2 separate regions of the Homo sapiens genome follow, and region 2 is linked to region 1. The links are chromatin loops, found by intact Hi-C in ENCODE. Cell type or tissue: mammary epithelial cell. All regions are shown on one strand. Links, peaks and the distances in the headings refer to the core of each region. The heading gives the core; the rest is flanking DNA. Region 1 holds the start of NRXN2 (neurexin 2). Region 2 has its middle 41 kb from the start of LINC02724.

The links. Hi-C counts contacts between places; a loop is a spot of excess contacts. Peaks named below come from ENCODE experiments on the same cell type or tissue, not always from the same donor. Only the 100,000 strongest peaks of a DNase experiment are listed, where the experiment ranks them.
Region 2: a loop joins it to region 1, with 16 times the contacts of the local background. A loop is called at or near these places in 3 of 110 quality-filtered maps.

The regions. Positions count from the first base shown.
Region 1 is chr11:64,718,093-64,727,839 of GRCh38, forward strand. NRXN2 (neurexin 2) reads right to left here and starts at 5,105. Exons shown (of 23, transcript NM_015080.4): 1 at 4,879-5,105. RASGRP2 (RAS guanyl releasing protein 2) reads right to left here. Exons shown (of 17, transcript NM_001098671.2): 16 at 9,204-9,268; 17 at 8,819-9,039. The coding sequence ends at 9,210. RefSeq lists silencers at 4,985-5,279, 5,266-5,565 and enhancers at 5,946-5,995, 7,205-8,043. In mammary epithelial cell, for the core only: a CTCF peak has its summit at 5,545 (motif pointing left); a DNase peak (open chromatin) is centred at 5,159; H3K4me3 peaks cover 432 bases; H3K27me3 peaks cover 610 bases.
Region 2 is chr11:64,485,110-64,494,856 of GRCh38, forward strand. No RefSeq gene overlaps it. Among named protein-coding and RNA genes, the nearest start is that of LINC02724, 41 kb to the left of the region's middle. RefSeq lists an enhancer at 4,882-5,383. In mammary epithelial cell, for the core only: a CTCF peak has its summit at 4,877 (motif pointing right); no DNase peak of the experiment used is centred there; H3K27me3 peaks cover 178 bases.

The DNA.
Region 1 (9,747 bases), core at 719-8,718:
GTCGCTGGCCTTCCCTTCCAGACATTTCCCCTTGCACTTGCTGACCTAGACCTGGGCCCTCCAACCTGACCAAAGGCCTCAGCCCTACGCCATCAGGGGCAAGTATGCAAATGGTGATCCATGCCCACACAAGCAGAGCCCCTGGCCAGGGGCCCTCTCCCCGCATCCACACAGCCCCCTCTCTGTCAATGCCCACACACACAAACACACGCCCATACACACACCTCCAGCCATGGGGATGCCGGCCTCCCTCTGGCTCTCCTCTCCTCACGCCAGCATCCTCTCATGCCAGCTGGGAGTGAGACAGCAGGGGCCTCCTCCAGGCGCCAGGGAGGAAGAGCTGGGTTTACACACATTCTGGTGGCCCCAGAAGGCAGCCCGTGGACAGGTGGGAGAAGTGCGTGCTATGGGGGGAGATTCTGGCTCAGGCTAAAGAGAAACTTGCTGGCTGGCAATCTAAAGCATCCAACAGTGGAGTAGGCTGCCTCGGGGGGTGGTGAGTTCCCCGTCTGTGGGGGTGTTCGAGGTGAGACCGGATGACTGCTGCTCAGAGAGGCTCGGTGTGGGGGAGGCTCTTGAATCATATGGAAGAGGACAGCAGACTGCTTGACCCCTGAGGTCCTTTTCAGGTGCAGAATGTTTTTTGGAGGGTCCCCTTTCCCCCGTGAAATTCCAGGCAAGATTGGCAGACGGTGAACAGTTCCTACCTCCCCCTTCCTTCCAGCCGTGATGATCTGGCAGAAAAAAGGGAAGACCCCATGCCTTTCCACACCCAGCCACAACCTCAGCAGCAGCAAAAACAAGACAGCACAGTGGTTAGAGGCACTGGCTCTGAAGCCTGGGTTCAAATGCCAGCTCTACCCCTATCCAGCTGTGTGACCTTTGGTAAGTTACTCAGCCTCTCTGTGCTTCACTTTCTTTATGTATAAAATAGAGATAATAATAGTGTTGTCAAAATTAGAATTAACATACATAAAGCTCCTAGTACACTGCCTGGCATAGACTAACGTGTGAAAAAAAAGTGTGTCGTATTAATGATTTTTTTAAAACTTCTCATCTCGGCCTTTTACAGTTTGCAGTACCGAGTGCCTAGTGTTTCCTCTGATCCTCACCAGGGCTTGGTGAGAAAAGTAAGCAAGACAAGTATTATCACTGCCCCTTTTACAGATGAGGAAATAGATACTCAAAGGGGAGAAGGGACCCACCCAAGGTCCCACAAATCATAAATGGCAGAGCTGGGATTCAGATTTGGTTCTGTCTAATCCCTATCCCTCGTGTCCTCCTCAACTCTGCTGGTCAATTGTCCTGACTCAGAGGGCAGTAGAAGGAACAAACAGGTCTAAAGATAAGTCGGAGTCCCATGCCAGGGTGGGCTGGGCATGAGCGGCCATGTCTGCAGGTCGCCAAGCAGCTCTCTGTGTCATGGAGAGAAGCATGGAGCGGGCTGGGCCCAGGAGCTGGTAGCTCGGGGTGCACAGGATGAGGCTGCTGCCGCCTCATGGAGCTGGGGAAGCGGGTGGGCTGGGGACAGAGGTGCAATGGAATGACTTGGTGGAGTGGGGGCCGGAGGACAGGTGCATGGGAGCATGGAGGTAGGTGGTGGGAGGGATGAGCACCAAGCTTACCTATGCTGTGCACAGCTGGGGCACAGCAGCCTGGGCGGGTGCACCCCAGTGATGCAGAGGGGGACAGATGGCTTCCAGGGGCGGCCTTGTGAGTAAGCATGAGGTGCCTGGGAATGTTCCTAAAGGTATCTATGACAGGTGTGTGCGCGTGTGTGTGCGTGCAGGGAAGGTTATGATAATGACAATAAAAATAGCTACCATTTACGGGGACCTTCTATGTGTCTTACAAATACCTCAAAGTAAGGTTTACAGAGTGCTTCGCACAAGGCCAGGCACACAGTAGGTACACAATAAACATGCTTGTTACTACTATCATTGCCATCATTGTCCTCTCAGTGAGTCCTCATAACATCCCACTAGGTAGGGATGAGGATCCCATTTCACACGTGAGGAAACTGAGGCTCACTGAGGAGCACAGCGGAGTCCCACCTTCACCCTCACCCCACCATGCCAAACAGTGGTGGTGGCAGTGGGGAAGCAGCTTCGTAAATAACAAGGTGCCACACACATCCTTGAAAGTGTGCACCAGACTATTTGTTGAATGAGTCTCCGAGAGCCCACAGGCCCATCAGTGTGGAAGGGGCAGGGGCGAGGGAGCTGCACCAACAGATGGAGCAGCAAGGTGGGTGGCGTGTGAGGACACACAATCGGGGCATCCCCGTGGGGGCTGGGCTTGGGAGCTGCGAATGAAAGGACAGTGTCTCCAGTGCACAGGCAGGTGTAGGGGCCCTTGTGCCTGAGGATTAATGCGGGGGGTGGGGCCACTTAGAAATGGGAAGGCTCCCAGGGAAACCAGGTGTAGGTGGGGGCTGGACTCCACTGGGAAGGGTCGTGGTTGTGGCCAGGAGGGGTAGGAGGCCCTGCGCCGAAGGTACAAAGATAAGTGAGTGAGAGAGAGAGAAAGTAGAAGAGAGGTTTAGGGGGTGAGCCACAGCATTAAGTGTGTTAGCAAACATGTGCTGGTGTGCACACACACGTGCACACACACAAAGGCCTGGGGCAAGGTGTTCAGCACCCAGACAGACATGCACATGGTACTTCAGGATGAGCTTGCTGGGGGGCAGGGACTGGTGTGTCTGGGAGGGTGTGCCCACATGCTGTGTAGACCTGGGAGGGATGGGGTGTCTGGAAGGAGAGGGTGTGTTGCAAGGACTGAAGGTGTATGAGGAAGAAGCACAGGTGTGCCTGCGATGGCTGTGAGCCTGGGGAGGTGAGTGGTTGGATGGGGGCTGTGTGCATCCAAGGGTGAGGGCTGGCAGTGCTGCGCTGGGGGCTCTGGGGGCACGTAGTGGCCGTGTGTGTGTTGTGTACATGGCAGCAAGGCACCTGGGGGAGGTCTCAAGGAGGCAGGCATGAGGTGGCAGCCTCTCTGGGTGGGGAGTGTGGGCTGTATGCTGCCAGGAGGTGTATTGTGTACGCAGGTGTGTGTGCCTGTGTAGGTGTGTGTCTGGGTGGGTGCCACCGAGCGCGTGTATCATTGTCAGAGTGTCTGTGTCACTGGCAAGGGTAAGCGGGAGGGAGCAGCTGGACCTGGGTAGTGACTGAGCCTGGAAGGAAAGAGGGGTCCCCACCAGCCACTCGCGCACCCAGCCCCTCCTCTCAGAACTCCAATGTCATATGGATTCAGCCCAGGCCTGGGCTGGAAAGAACTGCCCGGCAGCCGTGGCTGGTTGGTCCATCCCGCCCACCCCTGTGGATCTGAGGATAGGATGGGTCTGAGAACACTTCCTCTAGCATGAATGAAGAGCCCCCAGCCAGACCCTTCTCCCCTGTCTCCCAAAAGATCCAGCCACACCTCAGATGCCAGCATCCCTAGAGCCATCCCTGGAAGCAAGAGGAGGTAGGGACTGAGGGGCTGAAGCACCCACAAAACAGAAGGCCTCACAGTTAGCAGACTGCAGACCTCCCTCCCCTTCTCCTTCCCTCTCCCTTCTTTCTTTCTCCTTCTCTGGCAGAAGACAGAGAAAGTAAGACCCTAATGTCCACCCTCCTCCAAAAGGAACACCCAGACACTGGGAAGGTAGACAACAGGGAAGGATAAGAATGAATGGAAGAGGAGAGACGCCCACCCGCCAACACATGAAAAAACAGGGCTATCTGGAAGCCCCCAGGGCAGCCAAGGGACTGGGGACCCAAGACCCACCCCCTAAAAATCTATTTCATTATTCCAGGTGGACAGCCTCCTCCTTCACCTCCAGACACCAAGAAAAAGCCCCTCCCAGCCCTTGCTAGCTCAATGAGGCATCGAATGCCCTCTCCCAAGATTCAGGAGGGGGGTGAGAGTAAAGGAGACAACAGCACCCCAAAGCCAATTGTGCCCCAAAAGCCCATCAAGGGTTCAAGGGCTCATACCCCAACCCAAAGACCCCAGGGAAGATTGCTGCTTCAGCTGGGGGAGGAGGCTGGGACATGAGAAATGGTCCCTTCCTCTTTAGGGGTGGGGGAGCAAGCCAAGGGCCCTGCAGCTTCCTCTCCCCCTGCAGCACTCTCTGACCAGAACCCTGTCACCGCCCCCAGCGCATTCCCACCCCAGCAAAGCCCCCTCCTACTGATTTCCCAGTCTCCCTGTCTCATCACCCCCAGCCTTCCCCCGCAAGCTTCCGCTCCTCTCCCTCAGACCCCATCTTTCCCAGCTCTCCACCAGCACAGACCCATCTCTGCCTGGAGCACCTTGGCACATTCCCCTCTGCTCTCTCCCAATAACCTCTTCTCCCCTTGGCTCCCATCCCCCAGGAAAGCCTGGTCCTCAGTGGGTCCCCTCAGGACGAAGCCCTTGGCCTGGCCCCTTTCCTTCCCTCTCCACTTCTCTCTCTTCTCCAGCCCCCTCTCCTCTCCTCCCACGAAGCCCAGTTTCTCGCTGGTTAGACCCTCCAGAACACAACAGCTCCTCTGGCCCGGCGCTGCTTCAAGCCTCTGGGGCTAGCACAGACTGGGGACCCCCCTTTAAGAACCCCCTCTAAGTCCTCTGGATGCCCCTCCTCTCTCCATCCCTTCCCCCAAAGACCCTTCCTCCCACCCCTCCCCATTCTCCTCAGCTCTCAGGGCCAGTGCCCCTTCCACAGGAGCCTCCGACCCCCAAGCCCCCAGCGGCTTTGCCTCCTCGCTGTCACCGGGCCAGCCCTCTCAGCGCGGCGCCCCCGCCCCCCAATTCATCCGTCCTGCCTCCCTCGCCCCCTCCGATCCGCTCCCCTCCCCCGATCGGCTCCCGCCCCCCGCCCGTCTCCGCCGCAGCGCCCCCCCCCCCCCATTTTACCTGGTTCTCGGGGCGCCAGAAGCTGGAGGGTGGGTAGCAGAGCTACAGGGCCGCCCCGTCTCCGACGGGTGGCAGAGCCAGGGCTAGCGGTGTCTGCCGCCTCGCGCCTCTCTCCCTCCCCGCCGCGTCCCCGCCCGCCCGCCCGCCCCGCCGCGGTGCCTCTCCGAGGAGGATGCTCCGCGAGTCAGGGCGGCTGCTCCCGCCGCCGCATCCCTGCAACACCGACTGACGGCAGCATCAGCACCAGTGCCCGCCCCCGAGACGCGCGCATTGGACCACGCTGCGCTGACGGGCGAGCAGCGCAGCCAATGCAAGGGCTCAGAAGCCGCCAGTCCAGCGGCTCCACAGGCCCACTCCCTCCCTCGCGCGGGACCCAGGCGTCCCGGCCCCAGCACCCGCGCTCCTCCCAGCCTCTCGAGGTTCTCGGGCGCCCGGGCCCCCAACCAGGCGGGCCCCAAACCCGGCCTCAGTGTCTTTTCCGGGAACCCAAGCACTCTCGCCCCTCGCCCCTCGCCCCTTAGTTCGGGGCCTTGGGTCCCGCACCCTCCCCCCACGGCCAGCAGGTCTTCGCGCAGCGCGGGGCTGGGACAAGCCGAAGGAGAGGCTGTGGACCCCGACTTGGGACGCCGCGAGAGCAGGGCTGATGCGGGGCCTGGGCCGCAGCGCCCTCTGCTGGCTACCCCCAGGGGCGGGCCCGGGCTTCGAGGAGCCTAGAGAAGGGGGACTCGGTGGGTCCATGGCTGCTGGGGGCTTTTTCCAGTCGGTAGCCTGGCCCCCACCTCCCACCGTCCGGAGGGCCCCTGGCTTGGAGCCCCCAGAACTGAAGAGGAAGGGGCTTTGCTGGGATAAAGACGGAGGCGGTGGGGGAAGGAAAGGCAGAGATGGGGGCGGGGTAGACCTAGGAACTTGGGGGTTTCCCAGTCCTGCCTCATGGGAATCCCAGAGTTTGAGGCCAAACTCTCAGTTCTGCCTGGAACCCTGGACCGAGGTACGAGTAGGTGTGGGGGCAGGGTTGCGCCTGCACATGCCTGGTGACTGAGGGCACCTGGCAGCAGCCCCCTTCTCTGTTCTCCTCCTCCCATCCATGAGTTTCAGTTAGAGTGGTGCTGGGGGGCGCAGGTCTCTCCTGTAAGGGTACATGCATCACTGTGCATGTGTATGAGTGTGGGGGACTGGGGGACACCCTTCACTCACTCCGCCAATAAAAGTGTACACACACTGGCACTTAGTGTGTATACCCCGAGGTTGGTCACTGGGCTGCTGAATGAGACAGTGAGAGACAGAGTGTGTGTGTGTATGTGTGCCAGACCATTCTGCCAGCTCACTCCAGGACCCTGGTTTCTGTTGCAGGGTCTGTGATCTGCACAGCTGGTGGTAGTTGGCACTTCCTTAGCCAGAGGCAACATGCAAGAACACTTACATTCAACCACCAATGCATGGACATTGGGGCACTCACAGCCATGCACACATATCTGTGAACACTGGGCATTCCCAGAGACACATAAGAACACCTGCAGAAATGCCCCACCATGGTAACACACCCACAGGAAGCATATACTGCCCAAGAACACACACACTTGTGCACACAGGTACCTACACCAGGCAATTAATGCATGCCCAGAACAGCTGCACCCAGGGGACCTGCCCACAGTCATCCTGGACCCCTGCCCAGGCACTTCAAAGAGAGTGGTCAATTACTGAGTGGCTTAATGCGGACACCAACCCCCCGGGTGGGAAACTCCTTCCCCAGCCTGTGAAGGGGTAAGAGGGGGACCCAGGCTGCAAGGAGTTTTTCCTAGGAGTCGAGAAGGGTGATCCCTAAGCCAGGTCCCAGACTTAGGGCCCACTCTGACCTTGGAGAGACCCCCAGGGCATCCCCACCAAAGCCAATGAAGGAGCCAGAGAATGGAACTGCTGCGTCAGGGCCTATGAATGCGAAATCGCCTCCCTGACCCCACAGCCCACTTTCCTGCCCATCCCCCACTGTTCCTCTTCCTGCAGCCTCCTCACACTCACACACACACACACACACACACACACCCCTTGTCCATCCAGGCATCAGGGCATAGACAGACAGATGCAATGGCTCACAGAGACAGACTCAGACCCTTACAGAGGAGCCTGGGCAGGGAGGGAGGTAAGTATGAGCACTTGTCTCCTTTCCCTACCCCCAGCTTTGCCCATCAAGGGCAGAAAAGGTCACCGGGCAGCTGCTGCATCTCCCTGTCCCTCCCACCTACAGGGACATCTCTCCTCTCTGCAAGGTCCAAGGTTCAGATTGCCTAAGCATTTGGGACCTGCCACTTCAAGACACACCCCACACACACACACACCACACACAGGTACCCACCCAATGTGGACAGTTGAGTGATATGCTGAGCACATGCCCTTCTCCCATGTGCAAAGGCCAGTGGGGACACATGGGGGAGGGGAAACACAGCAGATACAGCATGCATGTCCATGCACACACATGCACACAGGCGCATACAATGTGAAGCTCAGACACCAAATTCAGACACATGCAACCATGAAGACCGCTACTTGTCACATCCCGGGCAGGCAGACCTGGACACACATATGCATGCATGCATACACACACACACACACACACACACACACACACACACACACACCAGGAAGAGGCCAGACTGGAACTGGAGGGTAGTGACGAGAGGAGCCAAGAGGAACCGACTGGGCTGCAGGGATGGAGGCAGCACAGGAGGCAGGCGGCACAGGAGCGAGCTGCTCTTCACAACACAATCGCCGTCTGTTGTTATAGCAACTCAGCCCCCAAATCGTGAAACGGATATTACAGCCTCAAGAGGGGGAAGGGCGGAGGGGGCTGAGGACAGAAGGAGGGGCAGGGGGGCACCCGATGCAGAGACAGGGCTGGGGGGCCCAACACAGGGTAGGCCTGCAGGAGAGATATGACCAGGAAAGAGAAGGGAGTGACCCAAAATAAAGAACAGGCCAGGGGGAGTGGGGTCTCAAAGCAGGGATGGATGTGATGTGGGGAAACCCTGGGGTGGGGGACCGGGGCACTCATGGGGGAACTGAGGCCACTGCCAGGCCCACAGATACTGTGCTTTGGAGTGGAAGGTGCTCAGGTCTCCACCCCTAGGACAATCCTACAGCTGCTGTGGGACACCTCCCAGTTTGGGGGACTGAGGAGGTAGTTCCCATTGTCAGGACTGCTGTCTGGAGTCTCCTGATCCCAGGGGCAGCCCGGCCCAGCTTCAGAACCTTTAGTAAACTCCCAGACCAGCCTCAGAAGTGGCCTTAGCCTTCTTTAGGTAGCAGTGACCCCCAAAACCTCCGTGCTGCAGGCTCAGGAGGGAAGAGCTGGGTTGGGAGAAGCCACCACCGGAGGCTGAAAGCAGGATCAATATGCATTTCCTCTGGAAGTCACTGTCCTTCCGGCTGGCAGCAGCACCAGGCCAGGAGGCTGCAAGGCGGAGGAGTGCAGCCCCCACCCTGAGGCACAAGCCCAGCAGGGCCCTCGGACTGCCCAGGGCCCTCCCTCCCTTCCCCGACAGCCAGCAACTCTGTGCTGCCCCTCTCCCTCCCACGATTCCTGCAGTGAGGGCCCTGTTACTGGAAGCGTCCAAGCAGGGGCTGAAAGGCCCCCTGTCCAGCAAGGGAATTTCGGCCATGGGCTGAAGGCTTTGGGTATGCATGACTGGCCCTGCAATTCTCGGGTGCAGACCTACTAGTTTCAAGTTTTAGATGTCCAAGGATCTGGTCTCCTCAAGATCCTAGACCCTCCCCAAGATTCTTATGTTCCAAGGTTTTCTGCTTCTAAGATTCTCTTCCCCAAGACTCCAGACACATGAGATTCCAGACCTCCCAAGTTTCTCTGGCTACAAAGTTCTAGCTCCCAAGATTGTCATCCTGTAAAGTATACCATCCCCCTACCCCCCGGGATTCTAGGCGCTGATGGTGAAGGTTAATTACACGGGCCTTTTTATTCCATCTGGAAAATACAAATATTCACAAGAGTCTGTACAACCTTAGGGACACCAGCCCTGGCCCTGCCCTCAGCTGCATGCCACCCTCATATCCCACCCCCATCCCCAGCCTCCTGCCCCGACACCCCCAGGCTCCCTGCTCTGGTTGAAGTATTTTCTCCAAGGCAGGAATGAGTCCTTGATCCAACCACAGCTGGGAAGAGAAAAACAGGTTGTGAGGAAGACACCCCCCTAACAACAAGGTAGTAGCCCACCTGGCTTGGAGCCATTTGGATAAAGCACCCATTTCCCTGATACTCCCCAGCTCCCCCCCAGCCCTCAGTGGGGAGCTCTGGTGCCAGCTGTGGGAGGACTCACCATCTATTACAAGTGGATGTCAAACACCCCATCCTCCACCGTCTGTACCTCCTCCTCACGGATCTCTGCTGGGAGGGGGATTGCTGCAGAACACACTTCCAGGTCCCTGGGACTTCATCAACCCTTCCCCTCTCCACGGGAGGCATCCACATCATCCCAGAAGCAGACCCACCCACCAAAAATCAATTCCCTGCATGACCTCACAGCCCAATTTTTTTTTTTTTTTTTTTTTTTTGAGACAGAGTCTCTCTCTGTCGCCCAGGCTGGAGTGCAATGGCGCAATCTCGGCTCTCTGCAACCTCCACCTCCCAGGTTCAAGCGATTCTCGTGCCTCAGCCTCCCAAGTAGCTGGGATTACAGGCGCCTGCCACCACGCCCAGCTAATTTTTGTATTTTTGTATTGTAGAGATGATGTTTTGCCACGTTGGCCAGTCTGGTCTCCAACTCCTGACCTCGGGTGATCCACCCACCTTGGCTTCCCAAAGTGCTAGGATTACAGGCGTGAGCCACCATGCCCGGCCTCAGCCCAATTTTTGAGGCTCTT
Region 2 (9,747 bases), core at 808-8,807, 230 kb before region 1:
GAAGAGTGCAGAGAATTCACAGCCCAGATTTGACAACTGCAAACATTTTGCTGTATTTGATTGGGATTTGTGTGTTTCATCCTCCCCACCCTTTCCTCCCATGCTTCCTGCCTCTGAGCCCTACCCCAGGCTGGGTCCCGTATTCCACACTCACCGCCTGGTTGAGGAATCCCAGTGGGGCGGCGCCTCCATCTGTCTGGGAGTTTGGCTGGTGGCCGCCTGCGCCTCGGGTAGGGAAGCTCCACGAGACAGAGATCTCGTCCATTCTCACCCCAAGCTCTCCCGCACCTCGTTAAGGCATCCAATAAATAGTTGTTGCACCGAAGAATGGCCACCCACCAGCTGAACTCCCAGCCTGATCCCTGATTGCCAATAATAGGATCTTACATGTCAATTCAAGCCTAATTATTTCCCTTTTGATTATTTTTTTGTCTTCTAGTTCTGATCATTTTTGTAATAAGGCACTCCCTGGTGGAAACATGGAAAGTACAGAGAGGTAAAAAGCGGAAGGGGAAAACTCACTCATAGTCCCATCATCCAAAAACAGCCCAATCGCATGGCTCAAGGCAACACCTCTTTGTCTTACCTATTTTGACGTGGATGCAACAGGTAGAGAGTTTCATTCACCGGAAACTCCACCATCGATCCTCATAAGAAAAGCAGAGAGAGAACTACGTGCTCCCTGGGGTCCCATGGGTGGCAATGAGGTCCTCAGTCCAGTTCCTGTGAAAAGATGTCTCGAGAGTTTTTTTTGAGACAGAGTGTCACTCTGGTGCCCAGGCTGGAGTGCGGCGGCACGATCTTGCCTCACTGCAACTCCCACCTCCTGGGTTCAAGCAATTCTCATGCCTCAGCCTCCTGAGTAGCTCGGATTACAGGTGCCCACCACCAGGCCCAGCTAATCTTTTTTTTTCATTTTTAGTAGAGATGGGGTTTCGCCATGTTGGCCAGGTTGGTCTCAAATGCCAACCTCAGGTGATCTGCCCGCCTCGGTCTCCCAAAGTGCTGGGATTACAGGTGTGAGCCACCGTGCCTGGCCGAGTCATTTTTGGCTGCAGAAAGGTTTGGGGTTCCCCCTGGTTGGTGGGGGATATCAATGAGGGGAGAGGTGGAGAGATTTCAGCAACTTCTGTGCCTGGGAAACTTTGAGATGGGGAAGAGAAGCCTACACTGGATTTATGGGTAGCCTTCTAGGCAAAGCTCTCTGTGAATCATTGTGGCTTCTGGATTCCAGCTGCCATTTCCTTCAGTCCTACATCAAGCAGTGACTGGGCCACATGGAGCCCTGCGAGTGATGGGTTACAGTGACAGTCACACATGTATATGTCTGAGGAAACTTCATTGTAGCCAACAGCTCCTGCTCAGGATTGAAAGAAATAGAGTATCAGAGGCATATTAGAGTTTTCCAGAGAAACAGAACCCATAGGCTACATAGAGACATAAGAGGAGATTTATTATGGGAATTGGTTCACGCAATTATGGAGGCTGAGAAGTCCACCATCTGCCACCTGCGGAGTGGCCTCTGGGGGCCAGGGCAGGATGGGGAGGGAAGGGAGGGAGTCAGAACCCCCTCCTGTACACACTTCCATGTTGATATTATTACATTTTGTTGTAATCATTCATTTATGGGTTTGTGCCTCCCAATGACTTCCTGTTCCTCTAAGGGGACTATGTCTTATTGATCTTTGAGTTACCAGCTCCATGGACAGCACCAGCAGATGCATAGAGCTCAACACATCTGTTGGCCGAATCCACCTCCCTTCACCCTGAGGCACCCTGCACAGGGTTTTCAGCACTGCGTGGATGCTCCTTCCCCACCTGGCTGACTCCTTGAGCACAGCTTTAGTCATGAGCCCCATGGGACCACCCCAAGTCTCTCTGTGGATGCACTTGGCCAGATCATGGGTTAAGCTCCTTTTTGGGGCTATGCCCACTGGGCCAGTACTCATAGTTCTCCTCCTGCCAGGAATGCCGTTAGTAGGTAGAGCTGGGCCACTGCCCCGCAAAATGGACACGTGGCTCTGCCTAAGGCAGCAAGGACCACCAGGATGGTGTGGGAGGAGGGGAGGAAAAGGACCTGGGGCTCTGAGGCAGGGCAGGCTTCATGGGTCTGTGCGGCCACTTAAGAAGGGCCCAAGCTTGTTCCAATGCTTTCCAACCACCAACTTGATACTACTTCTGAATAAAAGGCCTGTGTTTTCATTTTGCACCGGAACCCACACATTTTGTAGCTGGTGCTGCTGTGAGGAATTAGCAGAGGAGGGTCCCAGAAGCAAGAAGGAACAATGGGCTGTTTAGAAGAAGCTCTGGGCCTCAGCCACCCTCAGAGAGCAGTGATGACCGGAGCTTGGGCAGGGGGTGGGTGAGTGGGGGGCAGGGACATGGCTGGCATGCTCTCTCTGCCCTGATCGGAGACCCACGATTCTCCAAGGCATTGGGGACCAATATCCCTGGTCCACGAATGGCCACAGGCCCCAGTGGTGAACTTCGTTTTTTTCTCATTGGAGAGAAAATAGCAGAGTGAAGACCTGCGATTGAAGATCACCCCAATGTAGAAATATTTTTTTCAGAGAAAAGAAAAATCGAGTTCTCAGTGTTCCAGCATGGCTTTGCCAAGACTGAGAGGAGGCTGGGGCAGATTGAGCCCCATGAGACCACCCTCATGCCCCCACATCCAACAACTGCAAAATGTTCAGTGACCCAAACAGATGACAGCCAGTCACAGGGTCACAGGGACCCGAGCTGCACAGACAGCTCATCCTCACCCTCATTATATGCAGATTCTGTATTTGCAAATTTGCCAACTTGCTTAAATGTATTTGTAAATCCAAAATCAGCACTCAGGGCCTTTTTTTTTTTTTAATCTGAGACAGAATCTTGCTCTGTTGCCCAGGCTGGAGTGCAGTGGCGTGATCTTGGCTCACCGCAAGCTCAGCCTCCTGAGTTCACGACATTCTCCCGCCTCAGCCTCCCGAGTAGCTGGGACTACAGGCGTGTGCCACCGCACCCAGCTGATTTTGTTTTTGTATTTTTAGTAGAGATGGGGTTTCACTGTGTTAGCTAGGATGGTCTTGATCTCCTGACCCTGTGATCCACCCTCCTTGGCCTCCCAAAGTGCTGGGATTACAGGCGTGAGCCACCGCGCCCGGCCAGTCAGGGCCTTTTGAGTTCATTTATGGACAGGCCCAGTGGCCAAAAAAAAAAAAAAAAAAAAATGCTTTGAATGTATGTTCCCAGTTGAGGCTGAACAAGGAACTGCCATCTTGCTTCAGCTCTTATGTCATAAACACATTTTTTCGAAGTCTATTTGGTGCTATGGTTTTGCATTTTCATGTTTCTTCTAGGTGATTTTGTTTAAAATGGCCCTGGCTCCAGAATAGCACTAAAGTGCTATCTGTTGTTCTAAGCACAAGAACCTGCCCCATGGAGAAAACACATGTGTTAGATACACTTCGTGCAGGCATGAGATAATTAATCAGCAATAGACACAAAATGATGTATATTTAAACAGAAACACACATAAAGGAGAATTGTTTATTCATTGACTAATAAATGTGACCAGAGGCTGGGCATGGTGGCTCACGCCTGTAATCCTAGCACTTTGGGAGGCCGAGGTGGGTGAATCACCTGAGGTCAGGAGTTCGAGACCAGCCTGGCCAACATGGCAAAACCCCGTCTTTACTAAACATACAAAAATTAGCCAGACGTGGTGGTGTGTACCTATAATCCCAGCTACTTGGGACGGTGAGGCAGGAGAATCACTTGAACCTGGAGGGCAGAGGTTGCAGTGAGCCGAGATCGCACCACTTCACTCCAGCCTGGGCGAAAGAGCCAGACTTTGTCTAAAAAAAAAAAAAAAAAAAAAAAAATGTGACCAGAGGCTCACAGGACCCTGACCCCAAGTTTCCCTAAAAGCAATAATTCAGTATCCACTAGTTCTAGTTCAGTCTTTGAGGGGACCTTACAGAATATAATTATTGCCAATGATGAGTATCAGCTGTAATCCGAGAGGCCTAAGAAGTTTAGGAATGCATTTCGGGTTTCTTTGCCTTGTGGGTATATAGACTTAAATCACCACTTTTTTGATGAGAAATAGGCTTAGAGAGATTAAATGATGCTATGGACGAACATTTGTGCTCCTCCAAATTCATATGTCAAAGGCAGAATCTTTCTGATTCTAGAGCCAGGACATACTTTTCAAACATTTGCACCGAAGCATCCCCAACACGGAAGAGGGAAATACGGGTCCCTGGGGGTACAAAGGGGTGGAAAATGACCCTTCTGGGTGTAAAAGTCCTTGAAAGTCTCTGTTTGACCTTAAAAATTCCTGTAAATTATTCATTCCACTCTACAGATAGTATGCTTTTGTTTTACCATAAAATATTATATTAAATCACTAGTTGAATGGTGTAACTCCAACAGCTAGACACACTCACTCGGATGTCATATACACTCCTAGAAAGAAGGGGCTGCTGAGCCTAACTCATCCCTGTGTTCCCTGGGCCCAACAGAATAGAGAGTCCCACACAGACACGGGATGAAGAGGGTCAGACAGAGGCACGGGATGAAGAGGGTCCCACACAGGCACGAGATGAAGAGGGTCCCGCACAGACACGGGATGAAGAGGGTCCCGCACAGACACGGGAGGAAGAGGGTCCCGCACAGGCACGGGAGGAAGAGGGTCCCGCACAGGCACGGGAGGAAGAGGGTCCCAGCACAGGTACAGGATGAAGAGGGTCACTGCCAGAAGCCAGGGCGCTGCGAGAGACAATGTGACAAAATCATTTCCTTAGGCATGGTCCTCTGGACACTCCAGCTTGGGCCAGTTTTCCACACTCCCTGCGGGACACGCATGCGCCTCTATCCTGCTTGACCACGTGGGGGCGCCCCACACGCGCTGTACCCCGGTACCCGCACCTCTGCGCGTTTCACTCAGATGTGGCTTTGTTTCCCACGATGTCCGCATCGTCCTCTGTGTCAGCCATGGTTGCCATGGATACCGTGGCTCCCAGCCAGAGGAGGGTCTCAGGGCTCAGAGGCTTTGTTGATGTTAGGCCATCAGTTCAAGAACAGGACCACGCAGTGGGGAGCTGTGTGCTGATGCGGAAGGACCCTGTGGATGTTACCGGGGAAGAATGAATGGAACTCCCTTCTGAGCAGCCTCAATGGAGACCAACCCAACACGCTCACCTTGTGTTCACCCCGTGCAGCAGGGACTGCCCCTGCCTCCCACGCAGGAGGGGCCAAACCCACTCACAGCAGGCCTGAGGCCCCCAGGTCTCGGGGTCACGGGGGAGTTCCTTGTTCCTCTGTCCCTCGTCCTTTCTGTCAGCTCGCCGTGGCGTGTTGATGCTGGCGTCGTGGTCCTTCGTCTTCCTTTGTGCTCACACTGACGGTTTCTGGACTTACGCATGTGGATGTCTGATAAGTGCATCCAGAGAGCCATGCCTTTTCATAAATGATGGTTGCTTCTCAGATTCACTGTGGCCAGGACACTGCGTTTTTGGAGACCACGTGCCGGCGGGCACACACCCTCCTGTTGCTCAGATGAACCAACCGGCCTCCATTCCTGTGCTTCCGCAAGTGGCCTGTTCCACACCTGCAGCCGTCTGTGTGCCAATCAGGGACTGCTGAACAACACCTGTGGCTCTGAGGGCGTCCTCTGAGGGATCTCACCCGAGTCCCACGGAATCTGATTCTGCAGCAGCCTCCCTTTCCCAGTGGCCACCCAGTCCCCACGCTGCCCACTGGGGCTCTTCTCGACCCCCATCATGGGCGTGTGGCTTGCCTGGCCGTGACAGCAGGCTGTAGTTTCCTGCACCCACTGCACCCTCTCTCTAGAACATTCTCCAGCTTGAGCAGCATCTTCAGGAAACGCCATCTGATCACAGCGCCCATCCGCGGCGCAGACCCACTCCTCCCTTCCATCAGTGTGGCTTTTGTGTTGGTTCAGTTACTCTTCTTGGTTTCTTTTGAATAATTTCGTTTTCCTTTCCTAATTTCTTAGGATGAATACAACATATTCGTTCTTTTGATGTGCTTGGCTCATCTTCCTACTTTAATAACGAAAGCATTTTAAAGTGCTAACATTTCCTGTGAGTATTGGTTTTTGAGGATTCACACAGATTTCGGGATGAAACGTCCTTTATTATTATTATTATTATTATTACTTGCAGGATAATATGCCGTTGTAAAACTTCCTATTTGAGCTAGGTGTAAGCTAGGAATGTGTCTCTTAATTTTGAAGTTGTAAACATTTTTGGGTTATCTCTGTAGTAATTATTCCCAATTGTTTTGGATTATGTTTAGAGGATTTGCTGGTAAAGCCTGTTTAAAAAATATTCTCGGCCCGGCACGGTGGCTTACGCCTGCAATCCCAGCACCTTGGGAGGCCGAGGGGGGTGGGGGCACGGATCACTCGAGGTCAGGAGTTTGAGACCAGCCTGGCCAAAATGACGAGACCCCATCTTTACTAAAAATACAAAAATTAGATGGGTGTAGTGGTGCATGCCTGTAATCCCAGCTACTTGGGAGCTGAGGCAGGAGAATCGCTTGAACCTGGGAGGTGGAGGTTGCAGTGAACCAGGATTATGCCACTGCACTCCAGCCTGGGCGACAGAGTGAGACTCTGTCTCAAAAAATAAAATAAAAATAAAAAATAAATAAAGACATCCTCAAGGATTTCTTTATGGCTAAGAACAGGAATGTGTTCCATGGACTTGAAAAAATGAATCCCTACTCAGGTGATATAAAGATATATTTCTATTAAGTATGAAGATTTTAGTGTATCTTATTGTATATATTGACATTTCCCACTATACTTGTATATGTGTGTTTACACATATTGATATGTGTATACATGTACACATACATAAATATATACACATACATATACGTGTGTGCATCTTTTTTTTTCCCCGAGATAGGGTCTCAGTCTGTTGCCCAGGCTGGAGTGCAGTGGCGTGATCTCGGCTCACTGCAACTTGGCCTCCTGGGTTCAAGCTATTCTCATGCCTCAGCCTCCCAGGTAGCTGGGACTACAGGCACCCGCCACCACATCTGGCTAATTTTTGTATTTTTAGTAGAGACAGTGTTCCACCATGTTGGTTAGTCTGGTCTTGAACTCCCGACCTCAGGTGATCCACTTGCCTTGGCCTCCCAAAATGCTGGGATTACAGGCGTGAGCCACTGTGCCTGGTCATGGATCTATATTTTAATCAAAGTCTCCTACCATTTCTTTTTTCTTTTCTTCTCTTTTTTTTTTTTTCTGAGATGGAGTCTCGCTCTGTCAACCAGGCTGGAGTGCAGTGGCTCGAACTCGGCTCACTGCAACCTCTGCCTCCTGGGTTCAAGTGATTCTCCTGCCTCAGCATCCTAAGTAGCTGGGATTTATGTGTCACCATGCCTGGCTAATTTTTGTATTTTTAGTAGGATAGGGTTTCACCATGTTGGTCAGGCTGCAGTCTCCTACCATTTAGAATAGCTTTTGTTTATGTCTACCTGCGGCACTGTTTTGTGGACACAGATCTATTTTTTTCATAAATGGTGGCTTTTATCATTATGTAATGTCCATTTTTTTCTAGTTAGTGCTTTAACCCTCAATTCCACTTTCTCTCATATTACCACTCATGTTTGCTTTTTGTTTCCATCTGCCTGGACTTCTTGTGACCATCTTATTTTGGTTCTGCTTTTTCCTTCCTTCCCCTTTCTTGCCTTCATTTGAACTAACTTTTCTTTTTTCCTTTTCCTATTGTTTGTTTATTCTTTCTGTGTTAACCATAGATTTTTTTATATGTATACTTAAATTAACAAAATCTAAATTTAATCAATATATTCATTCTCTTAATTAAGGACTTTACAATGCTTTAATTCTTATATAACCCATCTAACTTACACATACTATTGTTGTCTTCACTTTTATCTTTTTTAATCCCTAAAATTAGACATTATTATTATTGCTTCATAGTCAATATTTAGATGTCTATGTTTTAACCAGTTTCTTTGCTATTATTTCATATTTTTAGAGCTAAAGATAATTTTAATTTTGAAATGATTTTATACTTGTAGAAATTTGGGCTGGGTGAGGTAGCTCACCCCTGTAATCCTTGCATTTCGGGAGGCTGAGGTGGGAGGATGACTTGAGCTTGGGAGTTCGAGTCCAGCCTAGGCAACATAGTGAGACCTCGTCTCTATAAAATAAAAAGAATTTTAAAAAGAAAATTGCAAGAAGAGTACAAATAGCATGCTTTCCCCTTCTGAACCACTTGAGAATTAATTACCAGCCTGATGCCCATTATCTCAAATTCTTTAGGGTGTACATCCTACAACAAGGACAGTCTCCTGCATAGCAAGGCAACATCAACATCAGGAAATTAACACTCACACACTACTACCATCTAATCAACAGAATCCTGCATTCATGTTTAGGCAATTTCTCAGGAACATCCTTTGTACCAACAAGATCTCATCTTGGGTCACAAGTTGTATTTAGTTGACATATCTCTTCAGTCTCCTTCAATCTAACAGTTTCTCTGTCTTTTCTTGATTTGTATGACCTGACGCTTTTGAAAAGCACAGATCAGTTATTTTGTAGAATGTTCCTCAAGTACAGGATTGTCTGATGCTTCCTTTTGATTAGATTCAGGTTACGCATTTTTGGCAGGACTATCATAGCAGTTGGGCTGTGTTCTTTCCATTGTATCCTATCAGGGAGAACACAACATAGATTTATCCTATGACTGGTGATGGGACATCATGCTTTGACTGTGACTTTGGTCACTTGGCTAAAATGGTATCTGCCAGGTGTCTCCACCGTAAAGTTATTATTTTTCCCTTTGTATTTAACAAATGTTTTGTAAAGAAGTACCTCGAAACCACGTAAATATTCCTGCCTGTTCAAACTTTCACTCATCAGCATTAACATCTACTGATACTTCTTGGCTAAATTACTGATTACTAACAGCTATGATGATTACCAAATGGTAACTTTTCTAATTCCATAATTTCTTCCACGTTTGTTAGTTGGCATTTTGTTGTAAGAAAATTTTTTCTTCTCCTCATTTATGTATTCATTCATTAGTATCTATATGGCTTTCTGTTTTATCCAATAGGTTATGTTATTATTATCTAGTTTGGTGTTCAAATTATGTCAGAACAAGCGGGACCCCTTTAGAGCTGGCTCCTCTGTCCTTTTAATTCATCTCCTTCGATTTTTGAGCACATGCTCACTCTCTGGCACAAAAGATGTTATAGGTTTATCTTGTGCTTTTCCTACCTCAACCCTGGAATCAGCCATTTTCCCAAGAAATCCTGGTTGCTTTTAGGGGAGAATGGTATTTAGAAACCAAGATTTGAGTGCTGGGCACGCTCATTGCTGTTGGGGTGTTATTGCATCCAGGCCTTCTTGGTGGATAAAGCTAGCAACACATGTACGTACACACACAATTATATCTATATTCATTTCTGTATCTGTCCATAAGTATTGAAAACCATTAGTTCATCCCTCCAATTATAATCTAACACACAGCGTTCATTCCAGTTTCCTCCTTTTCCGTGTCTGTAACTTCTGCGGCAGTGAGAAACCTGGCTTTCATTTTCCTCAATATTTTGCTTATTTGATCAATCTTTTCTAGGTAACCAACCTACTTCCATGATGCCATGTGCTTCTCAGTACTCAGAGCCGCTTTGCTCTGAGGACATTTTCCCATCCCAATGAGATACCTGAAAAGATGGGCCTTGTTTTTCATA